Regions from separate parts of the Mus musculus genome. Here region 2 is linked to region 1. The links are chromatin loops, found by intact Hi-C in ENCODE. Cell type or tissue: gastrocnemius. All regions are shown on one strand. Each heading gives the region's core, and the rest is flanking DNA. Links, peaks and the distances in the headings are about the cores only.

Evidence for each region. Hi-C counts contacts between places; a loop is a spot of excess contacts. Peaks named below come from ENCODE experiments on the same cell type or tissue, not always from the same donor. Only the 100,000 strongest peaks of a DNase experiment are listed, where the experiment ranks them.
Region 2: a loop joins it to region 1, with 2.8 times the contacts of the local background. A loop is called at or near these places in 3 of 42 quality-filtered maps.

The regions. Positions count from the first base shown.
Region 1 is chr19:47,460,560-47,463,466 of GRCm38, forward strand. The region is part of intron 1 of Sh3pxd2a (SH3 and PX domains 2A); the gene reads right to left. It overlaps Gm52384 (a long non-coding RNA gene), which reads left to right. Exons shown (of 3, transcript XR_003952863.1): 3 at 1-435. Among named protein-coding and RNA genes, the nearest start is that of Sh3pxd2a, 2.4 kb to the right of the region's middle. In gastrocnemius, for the core only: a CTCF peak has its summit at 1,517; no DNase peak of the experiment used is centred there; H3K4me3 peaks cover 1,350 bases; H3K27ac peaks cover 2,500 bases.
Region 2 is chr19:47,402,190-47,405,096 of GRCm38, forward strand. The region is part of intron 2 of Sh3pxd2a (SH3 and PX domains 2A); the gene reads right to left. Among named protein-coding and RNA genes, the nearest start is that of Gm36885, 24 kb to the right of the region's middle. In gastrocnemius, for the core only: a CTCF peak has its summit at 1,131; no DNase peak of the experiment used is centred there; H3K4me3 peaks cover 1,187 bases; H3K27ac peaks cover 2,437 bases.

The DNA of each region.
Region 1 (2,907 bases), core at 255-2,754:
CGACGGAGGTGGCTATGGTTTGCATCTGGCATCTGCAGAGCCATCTTAAAGAAACAGGGTCTGAGGCCAACGCCCGTTTACCTAAGGTCTCCCAAGCAGGGAGGCTGACCCAAGCAGCGGGTGCTCATCCTTCCCAGCCCCACCCGGGGCAGGGGCTGGCAGAGAGGAAGGAAGTGGAGTGCGGCCTGCACTACGAACAGCATGGAAGACGGAGGCTATTTGTCTGCCTTTTATAAACAGACCCAAAGCACAGAAATACACCCCCCCACCTCTTTAGCTCCCCCTCCTTGTGGGGATGTGCACACCCTCCGGTTGGTGTCCTGAGAGAACCTTTTCATGTGTTCCCCAGTGTTCTGGAGCCAGTGCTGTCCCTCCTGCATGGGCTCCAAGCCTCCCTCATCTGCAAGCTCTGGCTAATGTGCACATCCATTAAAAAAAAAAAAAAAAAACTCTGCTCTGCGATTTGCCAAAGCACAGGCTCGGCACTCCATCGAAGCAGGCATAGAAGGAGACATGCTTTCCCAGTGTGGGGTTTGCCACACATATGTACAAGGTGTCCTGCCGGCTAACCATGCTGGAATGCCTCTTTCACAACACTTGCCCTTCCAGGATGGGGTATCTACTATACAAGAGGTATAGAAAAAAAAAAAAAAACAAAACTGCCCGAGAGCCCTCCTGAACTCTTTCAATTATTGGGCACCAGTGTATTATATATCAGTGCTCAAACTGTGTAGCAGTGTATCTCTCTTCTTTGTCAACTTCAACCAGATTTGGGGTATCTTCACCCACACCACAGGCTGGAAGTCCGTCCGTTAGCCCCAGTGCTGTGACTAGGTAACCCACCTGCTTCTCTGTCATCCCCTTATCTGTTAAGTAAAAGGTTGCACCAGATGAGCCATCTGCCCCCGGCCAGCTCCACAAGGCCACAACATATAGCACACTCCGTTCATTGTTTTCTAGAACTCTGCGTGATCCCATCTGCTAGGTGACGTCACTCTCCGCCCCAAGAATCACATCATCCATTCATTCTCACACGGAAGTGGAGATGACCCAGGAAACACTCTGTCTGCAGAAAGGGAGGAAATGACCATTTCAAGGGAAGTGAACAGGACTTCTTTTGTATTTTCCACACAGTACACGTTATTATCAATCTTAAAACGCCAAGTCTCTCTTCCTTTAGGTCAGAAACTTTCTTTGTCAGAGTCTCGCCAACAGTTAGCTAATATTTGATGAGCACTCACTATGTACCCAGAACTGGGCTAAGTCCTTCCCAGGGGTGATGTCATTTAAGTCTCTTGACAGCCCTATGAAGTACACGCTATTATTACCCTCACTTTAAAAGTGAGGAACTAGAGCCTGAGAGATGGCTCAGGGGTTATAAGCACTGGCAGCTCTTCCAGGGGACCCCGGTTCAATTCTCAGCACCCACCCAATCGTTCACACCTGTCTGTAATTCTAGCTCCAGGGAAACCTACACCCTCTCCTGGCTTTCTGCAGGTACTGCATGCAAGTGGAGCACAGACATACATGCAAGCAAAACACCTGTACACATCAAAGAATTTAATTTTGTTTTCAATACAAGGAAACTGTGCCCCAGTGGAGTTTTAAAGAATGTGTACCATGTTGCACAGAGGGTAAGCCTTTAAAGAGATCAAACAGTAGCCTGACCTGCCTTTCCATACTTCCAACAGCAGGTCTTGGTCCTGTTGGCTGCTACTTTGCTGCCAGTGTATCTTACATTGTAACCTTGGGCTTAGCTGCTCAAAGTTAAATTGGATGTTTCATGTAAAACCCAGACCTGGAAAGTCGCCTGCTAGGGTCTCAGGGCAGAGTCTGCCATCATTGAAAGCAGTACCAGCCTCAACTGAAGGCTGAAAAAAATATATAAAACAATCCTTAAGACAGCCTGCAGTGCCCCTCAAAGTTGTCAAGATGGTTGGCAGCATACATAACCCAGAGATGTACAAATGGATACCTGTCCTTAGAGCAGAGTGGCCACCTGCTGATCGAAGCCCTCCAACCACACACACTCTCTTCTCTTCTCTTCTCTTCTCTTCTCTTCTCTTCTTTCTTTCTCCCTCTCCGTCTCTCCGTCTCTCTCTCTCTCTCTCTCTCTCTCTCTCTCTCTCTCTCTCTCTCTCTCTCTCTCTCCAAACTCGCTAGTCAAGGGCTCTCCTACTTAGCTGCCTCCACAGCTCCTGGAGGAAATCTGGGATTTTTTGTTTTGTTTTTGCAACGGCTGTAGAGGCTTTCGACACTAGACTACACAATTGGAAAGGATCTCTGACTGTGTCAGGGAATGCCCCCCACAGATCCGTCTCTCCGGTCTGACCACTCTTACCTTCTTCCCAACCTGAGTCCAGCCCCACTAGTCAACTGCAGAGAACTCTGCCTTCAAGTCTGCTGTGATCCTGACAGAAAGAGTAGCCTCCGGCTGGTATTACACCACCAGCCCCAGCCTCCTTCCAACAGTGAAATAGAAGGCACTTTGGAGACTAATGTGCAATCTAGGGCAGCCACCAACAGCCCGTTTTAATTGTTAAAATTAATGCTTTGAGCATTCTAAATACGCCTTTAAATGCCTAATTTGCAAATAAGAGGCTGCCCTTACTGTCTCCATGTTTTCTGTGTTTTGGGTTCTTTACTGTGAGTCTCTTCTATCTCCAGGAGCAGAGCTCGGCAAGTCATCCTAAAGCAACAAGGACACAATGTTTACTTCCAAAGGTGTAAAGGACTGGGAGACAGGACCGGCTGAGATGAAAGAGTACTGTCACACACTCTGAAGCCCAGCTGGTCAACCTTAGCCTCTTCTCATTAAGTTTGGGTAAAGAAGGGGGAGGGGCGGCGGGCCAGTCAACCGTGCCTCGGAGACCACAGACCACATTTGCCTACTCGTGTCTGGAGTCA
Region 2 (2,907 bases), core at 144-2,643, 58 kb before region 1:
GTACCTTCTAGGGATGCAGGGTCATCTGATAGCCTGGCAAGAGTAGGGACAGACTTGAGGTTTCCTCTCGATGGCTTTAGGGGGTGAGGGTACCCTTGCAGGGGCTCACTGGCTCCCTCTTCCTATATAGCAAGCAGCTCTTCCTCTTGGTATACCTCTGGCTTAGTCCAGCACACCCACTTGGCACCCCGGCCAAGATGAGACCGTCTGCTGAGTTCTGGGTCCACAGGTCTTCCCCAAAGCTGTGAGCCTCTGGCAGGCTCACTCCACACTGGTAGCCCTCAGGTATAGAGCCCAGGTACCCGACACCTAATCCACCTCAGCTAAGCTAACAGAACCTTGGAGTGGGCTCTCCCAGTCACCGAATCACACAGTCCATGTGCCATGAACGCAAAGCCCAGATAACCAGTCAGGGATGCCCACTGTTTGCAGGTTGCCTTTCAAAGAAGTCAAAAGCCCTGGCCCTGAGTCCAGGGCAAACCAAATAAAGGCAGCCTAATGGAGTTAAGCCAGCAGCATGTGATGCCCACAGTGTGCTGTCTCAAACGGCAGTAGTTAAAGGTCTAAGCTTAAGATGGCTGGATGGTAGGCAGTGGGGCCATCTGTGCTAGATAGCCAAGCTGCAGTGTCTGATGTGTAAGGTTGAACTCCACGGAGATAAGCATACTGAGGGGCTATGCCCTGGACAGACCTGGCCAGGCTTTCATGAGGAGGAAGTCTAGGAACATGGACAGGGAGAAGGGTTTCACTCAGCCTGGAGTTCTGCTGTGACCATCTTTCCAGGCTAGTAGATTCCCCCGTCTCCCAGAAGGCCCTGAGTCAGGCCGGAAGAAAAGCAGATCTCATTGCCTGGGTCCTTCTTGGAGAGAGAGGTTCCTGGCTAGTGCAGCCTTTGCAACCAGCTGCAACCTCTTTAGCCAGGACTGTTTATCTAAGGGGTAGGTCGTGAGAGATACTGGACAGTCTGGTTCCAGGAGCTGTCTCAGCCTGGGAAAGCTGATTAGACAGCTCCCTTTGGGCAGGGCTCTGCAGCAATAAACACTGGGGAGAGAGGAGGAGGTGGGTCCCACCCAACTAGGGCACGTTTGTAACCTAAGAGGCCCAACTGCTCGCCCGCCTGCTGGGAGGGAGGAGTTTCCAGTGAGTTTGCCCAGTTAAACTCCAGTGTTTCAACCTTAGTCCCTCTTCTACCTAAGGGACGAAAAGAACATTGCTGGGAGCTACTGAGCTCTTTGACCCACAAATTCCAATACAAAAAAAAGAGCAAAGAAGCCTTGAGGGTCCATTTGTCTGTCTGTGGTGCCCACTGTGGACTTGGCAGCTCCAATGTTAGATGCTGGGGTCTCTGAGAATCACAGAGACAGCGGTAGGAAGTACAAGCTAGAGGCTCCCAGCACTTTAGAAGCAGGAAACCTCAAGGCCAGCCTTGGCCACTTACCAAGGCTAGCTCCAAAAACTCCAGGCCAAATTAGATCAGACAGTGATAGCAAGTGCAGCTTTCCTGGTGAGACCTGCCCTAAGAGCCCTCTAGGATGGTCCCAGGCAAAGGTTACCACCTCCCCTCTTTGATAGTACTTCCTATTTGTTTATCCTAGTTGACTAATTGACACAGCCTTTTGTGATTTATATCCCCCCACCCCCCATCCCTCTTAAGAGACCACAGAGTTTATAGAGATCAATCAAGACTGGAACCCACTATGTACTTGAGGCTGTCCTTGAACTTCTGATCTTCCTGTCTCCACCTGCTGAGGTTACCAAGCATGCACAACCAATCCTGTTTTGTTTTGTTTTGTTTTGTTTTGTTTTGTTTTGTTTTGTGGTACTTGGGATCAAAGTCAGGGATTTGGGCATGTGAGACATTCTCTACCAACTAACTGAGCTACAGCCTCAGCCCCATGGTTTGCTCTTGTTGACTTAAGTCCTGAAGAGGGAATACTCTTTGCCCCTGAACAGTTAGGCACCCTTGTTGACCCACTGAAGCTATACAAACAGCAGACAGGGAGGGACTGAGTGCCTCTAAAGTGATTATCCACAAATCCTCTTATTGGGGAGACAAGGGAGTGCAGAAGAATTCTCTGCTCCAATTAGATCTGACATCAAATGTCAACATACATTTCAGAATTCGTTATCCCACTGCCTCAGAGCAGTTTGCCGAGAAGGCTCTCTTGCCTTCTAAATTAGCCCAAGTCTTGTCAAAAATCAATTAACTCAAGTCTATTTCAGGATTTTGTGCTTTCCATGGCCTGATATTATTTTCTTGATTTCTGTAGAATTTTGATAAGTCTTAAAATAAGTCTCTCTCCTTCAAAATTAGTCATTCTAGATCCTATGCAATTAAAAAAATTTAGGTTGATTAATCTCTATAAAACAGTGGTTCTCAACCTTCCTAATGCTGCGACTCTTTAATACAGTTCCTCATGTCTCAGTGACCCCCCCAACCATAAAATTATTTTCATTGCTCCTTCATAACTAATTTTGCTATTGGTATAAATTGTAATTAAATGTCTGCTTTCTGATAAGTCTTAGGTCACCCCTGTGACTAAGGGGTCAGACTCACAGGTTTAGAACCACTGTCATAAAATAAAAGCTCCTGAGGTGGGGGAGGAAGGAACCCATAGAATTCACACCCCAATTCAGGGGAAATAACTTTTTTTTTTTTTGTAAAACAGGGCCCAGGCTAGCCTAGAACTCGCTCTGTAGAGCAGGTAGCCTGAAACTCAGAGAGCCACTTGCCTCTTCACCCTAAGTGCTGGGACTAAAGGCGTGCTATCACATCCCTCATAACAGTTATCTTAACAATTGAGATTCCACTTTTTAATTTGGGCAGCTAGTATTGTCAATGAAGATTTTACATAGTTTCACTTGTTATGTTACTTGTATACACACATAGAGGGAGAGAGAGAGGAA